2 separate regions of the Homo sapiens genome follow, and region 2 is linked to region 1. Evidence: chromatin contacts called from ENCODE Hi-C data. All regions are on one chromosome and are shown on one strand. Each heading gives the region's core, a stretch centred on a gene start or an enhancer-like site at or near the end of the contact. The rest is flanking DNA. Distances are from core to core; before and after follow the strand shown.

Evidence for each region. Hi-C counts contacts between places; a loop is a spot of excess contacts on that map.
Region 2: a loop to region 1 is called in a map of ascending aorta, with 2.0 times the contacts of the local background. The contact joins two enhancer-like sites. A Hi-C loop is called at or near these places in 1 of 168 maps with a recorded cell type or tissue (ascending aorta).

What each region holds. Positions count from the first base shown.
Region 1 is chr2:217,102,889-217,109,856 of GRCh38, forward strand. No RefSeq gene overlaps it. Among named protein-coding and RNA genes, the nearest start is that of DIRC3-AS1, 180 kb to the right of the region's middle. RefSeq lists an enhancer at 2,478-3,677. Within about 2 kb of position 2,988, at least 8 of the 41 ENCODE cell types and tissues checked have a DNase peak (open chromatin) inside an H3K27ac peak, as active enhancers do; they include ascending aorta, where a contact is called at or near this core.
Region 2 is chr2:216,545,627-216,552,594 of GRCh38, forward strand. No RefSeq gene overlaps it. Among named protein-coding and RNA genes, the nearest start is that of RPL37A, 50 kb to the left of the region's middle. Within about 2 kb of position 3,598, at least 11 of the 41 ENCODE cell types and tissues checked have a DNase peak (open chromatin) inside an H3K27ac peak, as active enhancers do; they include ascending aorta, where a contact is called at or near this core.

The DNA.
Region 1 (6,968 bases), core at 1,738-4,237:
GTTCATCACCAACTGAGACTTTGTACTCCATTATCAGCTCCATTTATAATAAGAACAGTTCTACCTCTTGTCTTAGTTCCTTTGGGTTGCTTTAGCAAAATACTACATGCTGGGTGGCTCATAAACAACAGAAATTTATTTCTCACTGTTCTGGAGGCTGGAATTCTGAGGTCATGATGCCAGTATGGTCAGATTCTGGTGAGGGCTCTCTTCCTGGCATGCAGAAAACCACCTTCTTACTGTGTCCTCATATGACAGGGAAAAAGGGTGAGAGAACTCTCCAGGGTCTCTTACAAGGAAATTCATCCCATTCATAAGGGCTCTCTCCTCAGGACCTGACCTAATCACCTCTTAAATTCCCCTCCTTTTAATACCGTCACCTTGGGGGTTAGGATTTCAACAAAGGAATTTTAGAGGGACACAATTATTCAGCCCATAACACCTTGTTTTGATGCTTAGAGTAACACAGGGAAACTCAATTCAAGTTTAAGAGACCTTGAAAGTTGACATCATCCATCCCTCAACTTCCAGGCAGAATGAAATCCTCATTGCAGAACTGTAAAGGGGGAAAAGAACTTCTGTTTAAAATTCATTAAAAAATACTCTCTAATAAATGATCCTCAGCCTCCTTCAGTGAGTCATTTTGGTGTATAATAATCATCACAATCAGGAATTCTTTTATTCAATGTACAGCCCACAAATCATAAGACTTCCCTGGAAATTTTACTGGAATTTCATCTGACACCTAATTTTTTCCAACTGGGGTTTTAAAATAGGTTATTTATTTACCCTTAGACCCTCGTTTTGTGGTACCCATACCTCTCTTGAACACTTCAGATTATCATTTGAAATGAGAAGTAGTATGTGTGCATATATTCATGTACGTGTGGTTCAGACAGACATTGAAACAAAAGCAAAATAAAATATCTGCCTATTGTCTTTTATAAGCCAGTATTGTTATTCACGGCTGGGGTTTGAATCTTGCTTAATTATTTGCAATTGCCAGACCATGACCTAAGTAGTTGGGGTAAAGAATACCAAGGGCTCTTTTCCTGTAGATGGGATCAGCAGCTTGGTATGTCAAGCCCTAAAGCATCCTGCCTTCACACAGCTCTTTACTAAGTCATCTGTCTTCACATCCTCACCTTTATAATGGGCTGCTTAATAGCTGCTGGGCATGAATAGCAATCATAAAACATAAAGTGCTGTACAAGTATTGATTAGTAATTAATTTCTCATTTTATTCATCAAAGCTACTTAATTGAGAAACTTTTTCCCCACTTATCTAAGCTTACACACCCAGAAAATGAGGGAAGCGTGTGCATGTGTGTGTGTGTGTGTGTGTGAGAGAGAGAGATCTAAGTGTGTATATGGCAGTAGGGGCTGGATTTAGGGCCTCTGGTTTTTTTCTCTCTTTCATCCACTCACCTGATGGCCGTCTATCTCTATGAGTCATGCAAATGGCTTTGGGGCAGTGATGTCAAGGACATCAATAACATTGTTATAAGAAGGACTGATGAGTCTGCATACTTGCAACTGTCTAATTGGTTCATCTAGAAACCAAAAGACTGGGTCCCAAATAGCAACAGTTCAAAAAAAAAAAAAAAAAAAAAATCCAAGGATCCTGAAGCAAGGAGAAGATACTGGGAGAAAGAGGAAAGGAAGTGATTATAGACAGAGCCTAGGGAAGACACACCATTTCAGTAGCTGGAAATCTGAAATAAGAATTGTTTCCTGCTGGCTCAGGCTTTGGACTAGATCTTAGGGAGCTTGGCTGTGAATTTGGTCTTCCTAGAAGGAACAGCAGAGCAGAACTTGAAGGAAAAGTGTCAACTTATCCCGCTCCCTGTAGCTATCATGGAAGTCTAAGCCAGAGAGATACCTGGCTGGGTTGGCTCAAGCTTAGGAGAGAGCCTTAACTTCTAAAGGGTTGACACAGGGACAGACTTATCCCCTGTCTGGATAATGTTGTCTGCCTGTGTGGGGTTGCATGAGGGTATGGAGTTATTTTTATTTCACTTTTTCTTCTCTTAACCACACAATGCTAGGTCTCTTGATATTTTTCCCCTCAAGTTTACTTTTAGAAATTGCATTACTATCTGCTAATCTAAACATATTAATTTCAGCCTGAGGTCTAAGGGTTTAAAGAAAAAATCTCTCTCTTTGTCTTCAGTTTCTTTGTTCAGATTCTTTATTACAAAGACATAATAGTAGAAAGACATCTGTCTGCTGGATCACAATTAATATTTACCCATGGGCACATGTAGCTCTCTATTTTCAGGCCTCCTTCACCTAGAACTGAAAAGATGTCCAGGTTACCCTACAGTGTAGGGCCTACACAACTTATTTGAAAAGGGAAAGATGATTTTCTTCAGTTCATTTAACAAAACACTTTATAAACATTTGTTATGTGCCAAGAGCTATTTTGAAGTACTTTTCAAGTATTAACTCATTTAATTCTTTCAGCAACCCAGTGAGATAGGGACTATTATTATTCCCATTGTACAGATGGGGAAATCAAGGCATGGAGAGATGATATGACTTCCCCCCAGTTGCACACCTCATTAGTGGTGGAATCAGGATTCTAACCAAGGCAGTCTGGCCTGGGATCCTTCATTCTTGACCATCACTTCAAGATGAAGCTCACCCTTACTGATACTTCCTGGTCTTATCTTTTAATTATTCAGGTACTCAATTTTCTTACTCATATAGGGAGATTGTATAATGAGATCTCCTCATTTATTCAAGTAAAGCCTGTGGTGTTTAGCTCCCCCTTGGTTCTCCTTGCTTTGTATTGTAAATACCTTGACTATGCCTTTAGCTCAGGCCTTTAGGCTTAGAGTTACAGGGTTACAGGGAGCTCATAGGGCCCTGTACAACTATTCTACAGAGTTTGAGGATGGATATAACCAAACCTGACACCCTCTTCTAGGCCAAAGCCACAGAAGGAAAGAAGAGAACAGCTTAGTAGTCAAGGGTGCTCCGTCAAACCACATAGTTTAGATTCTTAGAATCTGGTATCATCTGTGCCACCCTTGCTGAGTCACTTCCCGGCAGTCCCTGCCTTCTTATGGGCTGGAGCTTGGTCTTAATCATGAGGAATTTCAGCAGGAATGGATGTCACCAGCTCCTTATACAGTCACAAAACCACTTCTGTTGGGTTCAGAGCCATGGAGCATCCACACAGCATTCCTTCCTGCCTGTCAAGCTTCAGAAGTTTCCATGGCTTCCCCAACACCCAAAGGAAGAGGAGAGTAGAGGAAAACGGAAGAAAGGGAAGACAGAAGAAGAGAGAGAGGGGACAGAAAAAGAGGGGGAAGGGAGAAGAGAGGCAAGGATGGGAGGAAGGAAGGAAGGAAGGGACGGAGGGAGGGAGGAAGGAAGGGAGGGAAGAAAGGCTTTTCATTAAGCCTCAGATCAACCAACCTCTGGCCTGCTCTTCCTGATTCCTCTGCAATAGGTGTTCCACGTGTTGTACTGTAAAACTCACTTCCAACTTCAGCATTCTTCTGTTGTTTAAGGCCTTCTGTGACCTCTGATTTCCCCAAGTTCAAGTCCAAACTCCTAAGCATGGGTCACAAAGTTCTTTATAATCTGGTCCCCATTTTTCCTTTCTATTTTGCCTCTCTATCCTTTCCATATTCCCATTTTCTCCCTTCCCTCCTCTTCCCTCCCTTCCTCTCCTCTCCCCTCCCTTTCCTCTCTCATTCTGCCCATCTACCCTGCACCCCCTTTCCCTGCCTGCCTTCCTCTTCCCACCTTCTTCTTTTCTTCCCTACCTCTACCTTCAATAATATTAACCTGGTTGTAATTCTCTAAAACACAAATCTTCCCTCTTGCCTCCTGATCTTTGCTCAGATCTTCCCTTTGCTTGGAATCTTTTCCCCTGTTCCCGCAATCGGATGACTAACTGCCACTTAATCTCTAAAACCCAACCTAGTTTTGCTCCAAGGATACTATTCCCTGGCCCTACCACAGCGCCTCCTGTCTACCCTACAATGCAACAGCAGGCCTCATAGTATTTTACTCTCCACCTTAATGTTCTTCTCTCCCACAGGACCATAATCTTCATAAAGGGGTCATGTCCTTGACAAATTATCTCTGCAAAGCACACTATGTGGTACATGGAAGATACTAGCAAAGATTTGTCGACAGATGACATCAATAGTGTATGGCAGTGTAAACTGGGGCCCATTCCTAACAAAGAGTCTTAATATAATTTCCTCGGGTATCACACTGGGGGTGAGAGCCAGAAAAGAGGTCAAGTCATTTGAAGTCGCCTGTACAGAACATGTAGCTATTCAGATTACAGCCGGGACTAGAACCCAGCCCATTAAGCTGCAAGCTTCTCAAGGATGAGAAACACATCTTATTAATCCTGCAATTCCAGTGCCTACCATCATGTCTAGAAAGTAGAAGGTGCCTAATGAATGAATGCATGAGTAAGCTGTCACCCCGTTCTTTCTACTGCCTCGGACAATGTGGAAAAGCAACTGTGGCATTACATTGGGGTTGATCACTCTAGACAACTAAACTAAATAATTAGAGCTCTACCATCCAGATTAGGATGTGAATTATCTGCCATCGAAATTTACTGGTTAAGCTGAAAATTATCAAATTGCTTTGACTTTGTGCAGTATAAATGTAAACTGCATTTACTTCCTGAATTGATGGGTTGCATACAAAAGTGGCCCAGATATAGTATTACCACCATGTCCACAGAAAGAGGCTGCTGCTATTTTTAAAGTTCCCCTAGAAAGTAGATGATATGATCCCCCTTGCTTATTCATTCTGATGTCACTCAGACCTCTAGGGAGGAAAGTTCCTCTTTTCATTCTACTAAAATTGCTCCTACCTTGTATTTGGAATGTTTCTCCCTACAGGTCAGATTACAGATGATAGGAAGGCTTCTGATATTGAGCCATCACCCCAGTGTTTGCCCGTGTTCCTGGCTTAGTAGACAGTATAGATGAGAGACAATGAATGTCTGTGTGATGTTAATTTAACACGGACTCCAGCATGTAAGCCTGGACTGGTTAGCACTGCCACTGAGGCAGCATCTGATGGGTTGCAGAGGAGCTGCATAATGTAATATTTTTTAGTACAAACTTCAAAAAGTGACTCTGAAGTAGTCAGACTGCAAGGGCTTCCAATTTTAGCTTTCTACCTAAGTAACTTGCTCTAAGCTCACACAGCTATTACCTTCTCTGAACCTTTTTGCCCCTATCTGTAAAATAGGCCTGATAATAATATAACTTCCTTAGATACAATTCATATAACATGCTTTATACAGTGCCTAAAATATGGTGCATAATAAATGTTACACACACAGACACATGCACCCCTCCCAGCACTGTGGGTAGTTGCTCTAATGGGTAAATCAGCACCTGGGCTGTGACTTTTCTTTGGTGACTCACATTTTAAAGCATTGTTTTCTCTGTTTATATCCTCTTAATTTCTCTATGAATTCATAGCCCTTGGAACCTGCTCTGAAGATGACTGCACAGTATCTCCCAGTTCCCCAGGGCCTCCCAAAGCAAACTTCATGTTATTAACATAGCTTGTATTTTAGCAGACTGTCCCAAATATCCACCCAAATTTGATGTGAATCAGTCGAGTTATTTTCTTTTGAAATGATGATGAGAGAGAGAGGTAAGAGAGAGTTAATTTTGTTTGGCTACATGGAAAGTGAAAAGGCAGAAAGCAGGCAGAGGATAACCCACTTGCCTTGTCCTGCTTCTCATGCACAGAGCACAGATGTAGCACAGAGATCTGAGGATGGGGACCTGTGAGACCCAGGCATCCAACAGAAGCCATTCCTGTTAACAGAGTAAGCGTTTTAGTAAGTATCTCAAGTGAAGAAAACCTTATAGCGAAGTCAACTGAAACATATCTTGGTCTCTAGTGAGCTGTGAGCAATTGCATCAGCAAGGCCTGAGCAGATAAGGGCCCACAAGGAAGAAAGTCACATCCTACAGCACACAGCAGGGGACAGGAGTGAGAGTGTGACACATAGGTCCCACTGCAGCAGGGTCTGGAAGTAGAGAAGTCCCTCGTGGTTGTGGCAGTGACCTCCCATGGCTACCCTGGTCAAGGGTTTTCGCCAGATCCTGGGTAAGGAGGGGCTGGAGAATGGCTCCCAGATCTCCAGTGACTAGAAGTCACATCATTGGATATTTTGTGGTGACATAATTATCAATCGTTTTCATTCCATGTTTATGATGGATGCTTTAGCAATACTTTTGTTAACTTTAATAAAGAATCCAATTATATCAAGATTTTCTAACCAGAACAAGAAATATCAAGGGAAGCGACATCCTTTACTCTGCAAAGCCTCTTAAGAAAATTTCAGGTGTTTTTTTTTTCTTTCTATCAGAATCATCATCCTAGATTTCTAAGTCAGGCAATGATCGACTTGCCAGTTGCCATGCGTACATAAAAATAATTAAAGCAAAAAACAATACTAGGTAGCATAGCATGGGTTCCACCTCCCCAGCTGGACTTTGAATTCTTTGGGAGTAGAATGTTGTCAGCATCTAACTTCTGACTAGCAGAGCTAGGACTTCATCAGCATCATGGTAGAAGGAGGGGAGTGGAGGTGGTGATGGGGGGGTGCATGAGTCTGTCTCTCCCTAGAGACATTAGGACACGTTTCCACCATGATTGTTGCAATGTTTTGTCACAGTCCCATCTGGAGCTTACATGCAACGACTTTGAGGGGTCATTTCGGCCTTGGGATACTAACTCAAGATGTCAGCACCACCTGAGCTATGTGGAGTGAGCAGTTCAGGGCTCCCTAAGGGAGACATTAGAGAGGATCACAGACGTAATCATGCTATTCCACCTGTTCCTATAATTCTCCCCATCAGAGAACTTGTGCTTCCACAAAGGAGGAGTTTGCTTGTCTCTGTGGGTCTGACTGTGCAAGCTGCTGCCACCAATGGCTTTGAATCTCTCATGCCTCTTTC
Region 2 (6,968 bases), core at 2,348-4,847, 560 kb before region 1:
TGGAGGTGTCAGGAAGCTGAGGGGATGGCTGGAGTAGATAAGACCTCTGAGAAATGGGATGTAGACAAAGGAGAGAAGACCGCTGCGGTCTGGACCTCAGGAAACATCCAGCATCTTGAGGTCTCAGGAAAGGGGAGGCAATGAAGTGGAGGGAAGATCAGAGATGTAAAAGGGGAACTCAGAAGGCAGGGGAAGAAAACTAGGGAGTCGAGAATTTCAAGAAAAAGGGATCAATAGTGCTAAATCCTACCACTACAGAGAAGTCCAGGTTGCTTACGGTAAATGTTTTGGGTATTTTAAAAGAAGAGGTTTAGAAGACTGTGAACAACCCGATGTGTTTATAGATTGCTTACGGGAATGTAAATTGGCCTAATCCAGTTGGGCAATATGTTTCAAAGGCCTTAAAATATGCAAATTTGCTGACCCAGAAATTATTCAAGGAATATAATCCAAAGATATCATAATTAAAGTTTACTGAGTACTTTCTCAACCATACACAGCGTTAAAAGTGGCATTGTTTTAAGCACTTATATTTATTAACATATTTAATCCCTAAGACAACCCTATAAAGTAAGTATTAATAGATACTTTTTACTATGAAGAAAATGAGGCATGTGGAGACCAAGTCATGTGAGCAAGGTCTAACAAGGAACAAGTTATGACACTGGGATTGAGATTGGGAAGAACAGCTGCAAGACCCTTGTTCTTAACCCCCAGCTAGCCTGCTTCTTGAAATGATTAGAAATTAACACAACGGTCACCCTGAGCGTGTTCATCATAGTGTGATAATAACAGGAAACAATCTAAATGCTTAACAGCTGGAGATGGGCTAAATAAAATGACTTCCAAATGAGGGCATGCTATATAGATGTTAACAATCACATTGTAAAAGAACATGCAATGACATGGGAAAAAGTTGATGATACATTTTTAAGTGGGAAAAGCTGTTTTCCATATTTGGAAAAGCCCACATATGAAAAAAAAGAGAGATTTGTTATTATTCATACGTGCATTCTGCACCGGACTGTCTGCACCCCCGCCAGGTACCCCCTCCCACTCTCACCCTGCCCAGCACTGGAGCCCATCCTCATACCCCAGTCAATTCAGGGCAGTTGTCCCTATGTCTCTGGATTGAAGTGCTGCATATTTTAACAAAGAAAAGATAACTAGGCTGCAGGGTGGAATTCTATGCCCAAAGCGTCATTGTGTTTCTCCTCAAGTCATTCCAGGAGTACTTTCTGGATAAGACCGATTCTTAGGGAGTGTTGACTATTGGAAACAGTTGGGTAAAGCTCATAGGAAGAATATTCCGGATACTTGCTGCCACTTAAGAGTAGGTATGGCGGAGAGGATGGGTCCCCCAAATGTGTGGGATTCTGGAAAGTGCCTGCAGGGAGGTTGTCCTGCTCCTTGGACATGGAAGGTAGGCCAGCACCCCTGCCCCCTGGGGTCACCAGTTTTACATTGCTAGCAGTTAAGCCCCAGGATGATTCAGAAGCCCCACTGAGATCTTCTTGGCTTTCTGTCCTGTGCTTCACCCCAGCTCTCTATCCATGTTCAGGCAAAGCCCAGAGCTGACTGCTTAGAAAAATATTTAATTGAGATTCCTCCTACAGTGCCTATTTCTGTCTCGATAAGGCCTTGGCATGCCATGGGTGGCTAAATATATTGGCTGTTTCCTCTCCAATGCCAACCTAGTTTTTTAAATGTTCCCAAGTGTGTCTGCCCAGCTTTCCCCTGAGAGAGAATTTACAGCATTAGCCCTCTGTGACCTAGAAGAAAAAACAAAACAAAACATAGAAGATGTTAACTTACTTACAGAAGAGAAACCAGGAAATTATACATTTGTGCAGAAGTGTCTTCATTCATGCATTCATTCATTCATTCATTCAGGTCTCTCAAACTCCTCCTGAGTTACTGGCACTGTGCTTAAACATGGGCCACATAGATTGATGGAATTAGACATGATCCCTGTCCTCAAGGTGTTCATAGTCTAGATCTACCTGCAGTACTAAGTGTTAAGTATGGAAGATGCACAAAACAGAGCTGCGAGAAGGGTCTGCAGTGGCCTAGAGGAGGATACTCAGGGAATATTTTCCTAAATAGCAGCATCTCTACCTGTTCTAGTACTTAGGAATTGAGAGAATGGGGAAAGCTAAATAAAGAAATAGCAAGAATATAAAGGCAGATGCCATTTATGAGCATGTTACGTTAGTTTGGGGGCAACAGCTTGGGCATTTTTCCTAGTAGAATTCTTCTGTTGGATGTGATATATGATTCTAAAGTCTTAAGTGCAATTAGTTTTTCTTCTGTATGCTTTTTTTTAAAAATAAAATTTACTAGTGCAGACAAGTGTTTCATAAACATTTTTAGAGTCATAGAACTCTTTTTGCAAACAAAACATCCCAATATTTAAGACCAATAACATCAGAGATGCTGTGGTTGAGGCAGGGGTGGGAGATGCGGAACCAGTTCTGGCCTCCTCCAATCTCTGACCAAGACACCCCAGTGGGATTCCAGGGCTCACTGAGACTGCAGTTGAAACCTACATGTTGAGATGGTGCTTCACACTTCCCAGGCTTTAAGCTAGCACCTCAGTGATCTCTCTTCACCTCCCTTTGGGCCTGTGACTGTTTCCTGCCTCCAGGAGGAGTCTGCAGTTGCTGCTTGATAGCTCTGATGGAGGCTTGTAGCAGGTGGTCTTGGAATGCTTGGGATCACCAAGCCTTGGGAGTAGTCAAGTCGTGGTTCCTTTGATGGAAAAAAGTGGGCTATCATCTGAAAGCAGGAGTGTTGGCAGCCAAGAGGATGAGCACAGTCCGGTGGCACATTACAAATGACTCTGGCCCCATTACTCATTAGGTCCCCCTGGAAGATGTTCTAGGGTGAACAGTCCTCATTTTCCCATCTCCATGGCTGGATAACCTCTCAGTTCATAGATCCCTGCAGACACTTCCTTTCAACATGCCAAGGCCTTTAACATCTCAAATGGGCTTTACTCTTTTCAATGTCAAGTAAGGCAAAGCAGCGAATGGTCTTTCCATTTTATAGGTGGGGAAACTGAGGCCTAGTGTAGTTGGCTCTTTCACAAAAGAATACCGAGACTCACTGTTCAGACTGTGATTGTTCTCTCACACTTTCTCATACTCCTGAGAAGTTCTTTCTGTTCTCCAGCTTTTATCCATTTCATTGATGTAAACCATTTCCTCTGTGTTTGTTTCTTCAAATTGTCCAGAAAAATGTGAAGTTGGACTTCTTTCCCTTCTTAACATTGCATAGAAGGCAGTGGAAGGCAGGGGGTCTGAATGAATGACCCACAGGAGTTGTGGTGGATTACCATCTCTGTTAAAAACAATTCTGCTTTGGTAATCTTGGCAGACGGCTGAACAGTGGACATGATGTTCTTAGAGGGAGGGTGATTTCAGTCCTGGGGGTTCTGTAATTCCCCATATCTTAACATAGGGGTTGGACACAAGGCTTTCCTTTGGGTCTGGGCTCAGCCTTTTCTAGCAGCTTTGCCACTGGTCTGGAACCTTTTAGGGCATTCCAAACCCCCACACCTCTCCCCCCGCCATGGGGCTGGCCTGCAGTCAAGCATCTTCACACTCTGCCGCTTCCATCTGGAACTCCCTTTCTCGATTCCTGATGTTGGCTGCCTCGGGGCCTGCTTGCTATTCTGGTGCCCAGAAGCCAACACAACTTTGCCAGCCAAAGCCATGCTGAACTGCATCAGCAGAGAAGGGTGGGCTTCCTTGGAGTCAGAATGCATGCGCAGGAGGACCCATCCATGGTACCTATGACGATTTATCAAAGAGTTCCTTAAAGAAAGTGAAGAGACGAATCACAGAAGATATTTGGAATATACATAATCCAAGAACAGTATTCTTAAGAGCATCTAAAGAATATCTCCAAGTTACCTTTGGGCCCAATAATTTTAATATTCTCTAAGGTATTGACTCCATCTAAGACATGAGACTTTGCCTGGTTTGGAGTCAGATCCTTTCTAGAAACTCTTATTCTCCTTCAAAAAAGGTGGGAGAACCTGAACACAACATTCGGGAACCACTAACTGATGGCTTCAGGAATCCAACTAACACTCAGGAAACACAGGGGTCGAACACACCTCTGGCTTCCTCGGGACAGCTTGCATAATCTCCTCCTTCCAGGCACACCTAGCTATGAATTCAGCTGAGTTTTTAAGAAACATGAATCTGGAATACAGTGAGAGGAGTGGGTATAATGGAATAGAAGGGGAAGCAGGCCCTCCCGCTAAGGGGTACACACTCTCCAGAGGACACACACACGCAGCGCTCTTGTTCAGGCATCTCACATAAACTTGTCCAAAATGGACCAAATGGCTCTTTCTTCTTCAGGCAACTCCCTTTTCTAACTTCTGGGCCTCCAGTGTTGTTGGCATATTTTGCTTGCTTTCCTGACGCAAACCAAGAGGCATCTGTGATTCCTCTCCCCTTTTATCCGCTGCATCTGAGCAGTGGGTGGACTCCACCACCCTCCCTCTTTTGTGGATGCCCCTCCCACTGGCTCCTCCTTCTCCCACTGGTTGCCTCTTGTCTGGGGAGCGGGGAGGCCTTTAGCATTCCATTCCATAAAGCTCTGATCTTACGGTGTCAAAGCTGACAATGAATACCATTTCAAATGAAATCATGGCCACCTGCCTCTGCCTGGCTTTCCAGTGTCCCCACGCCATGACGCTGGCCCTTCCCTGTCACATCATCCCCACCTTTTAGGGTCAGTCTTTTCTGATCTTCCTATGCTCCCACAAGCATGGGAATCTATTTCTCCCTCCACACCTGAGCCTGAAGTGCCAGCCTCCCCACCCTTCACGGCCATCTCTGTGCAGCCTTCCTGATAGGCTTCCCAGAAGCCCTGCTGATAGGGGCTATCTCCTTTATGCCCTGACTGTTTCCGTGTTGACTATTTCCAACCTAGCACCAATTCTGCAGTTTATTATATACTGCTAAATGTTATCTTTCCACAGGTTGTGATCTTTTTGATGGTAAGGGTCTGGTAATGCCTGTTTGCAGCCTCTCTTAACTGCACACAATGCAAGGATGTGCGTATGGGAGAAATTAACATTTGTTGAGAGCTTTAAGACTTTATCTCATTGAATTCTTTCAACCCTAAGAGTTGGATATTTTTTGTCTCTATTTTATAGATGAGGAAACTGAAGCTTGGAGAAATAGTTTTGCATACACAGCCACTAAGTCGCTGAGTTAGGATTTGAAAGTAGGGCTGCTTATGGTGAAGCATCTTTCACTATTCCATGCCTCTATTCCAAAGTGGGGTGTAGGCTGCTCATAAATTGCATTGAATCAGAAAAAAAATTAGACACACAAAGCTGATATATGTTTAATATCATTGCTAGCACTGAACTCATACATGTTTTTTTATATCACAACCTGAAAGCTTAAATCTCAGACCGATCTACTCTAACACTCTTTTTTCTTTTTTAAAGAAGCTAAGAGCAAGTTTTAAGATTGATGTCTCTTTGAAAATGTCTTATTTATTTTTCTGCAAGCGTGGTTCATCTAAAAATTTTGCTTGGTAGGAAGAGGCCTAGGGGTGTGTGTGTTGTCTTTGAACTGGGTGACCAGGGAGGAGGTTGTGATAGCTGGTAATATGTCTCTTTCAAGGCTGGTGCTGCAGCAGAAAATGTTCCTGCCCATACATAGGATTAGATTGTAATCAAAGGAACAGGGTCATGAAACAAACTTTTGAAATGGAACTCAGATGTTGTAAATACATATACCTTGGCCAGGCTCCCAGACGTGAGAACCTCCCCCATGATCCCAAAGAAAAATATTCCATTGTATTAGATTACATTAGACGAGAGAGAAATAGAACACTCAAGCATGGATGAGGAGAATATATAAAGGAAAAAGGAAATAAAGAGGAATAGGCCAGGCACCGTGGCTCACACCTATAATCCCAGCACTTTGGGAGGCCGAGGTGGGAGAATCACATGAGCCCAGAAGTTCAAGACCAGCCTGGGCAACATGGTAAACCCCATCTCTACCAAAAATACAAAAAATTAGCCAGGCGTGGTGTGCAAAAACATAGCACTTAAGTTTCACAGGGGCAGGGCTTTTGTTTGTTTTTCTCTTTATTGCAAGTGTCTATAACAGTCCTAGATACATAGTTGGTATTCTATAAATATTTGTTAAAAGATTGTAAACCAGGAACATTGGGAGGGTGAATTCTGCTTGCTGGTGGAGAAGGGTGAGGGACACAGGTCCTTGCTGCCTGCAGGGGCATGTTCGGGCCAGTCTGAGTAGTCTGTGGTTCCAGCAACTCGGGAAGCTGAGATGGAAGGATCACTTAAGCTTGGGAGGCGGAGGTTGCAGTGAGTTGAGATTGTGCCACTGCACTCCAGCCTGTGGGACACAATGAGACCCCACCTCAAAAAATAAAATAAAATAAAGAAAAATAGAGGAAGACTGGTAAAAGGTTTCCTCTAGTAAGTGGTTGGAAAATAATGGTTGGATACATCTTGAATCATCAGAACTGGAAGGGAAAGTGACTTTTGTCTTAAGCACTAACTCTCGCCCGAATCTTTTTTCATACCCTAGTGAGGTGAATACACAGCCTGGTGGTTTGGGATTTCAGCTGAATTAAAGCCGCTTGGCCTGTGCTTTCTGCTTACCATGGTGGAACTTGCTGACTAATAGTCCAAGTCCTGGACTCCTCCTGGCTGGTGCCTATGTACTCTGGCTGATTCCTTGGTCCTTCCACTGCAGGAGGAAGAGAGACGATGTCGTTGACTAATCTCATCTCAGTCACTTCTGGTTCCCTGACTGTGATTCCCAAGAGTCCTTAGTCTAGAAAACAAAGGTTTCTAGGCCACTAACCATGGAATTGACACAGAGCTCTCTGCAGTTCTAAAGATGGCACCATACGGCCAGATGCGGTGGCTGACACCTGTAATCCCAGCACTTTGGGAGGCCGAG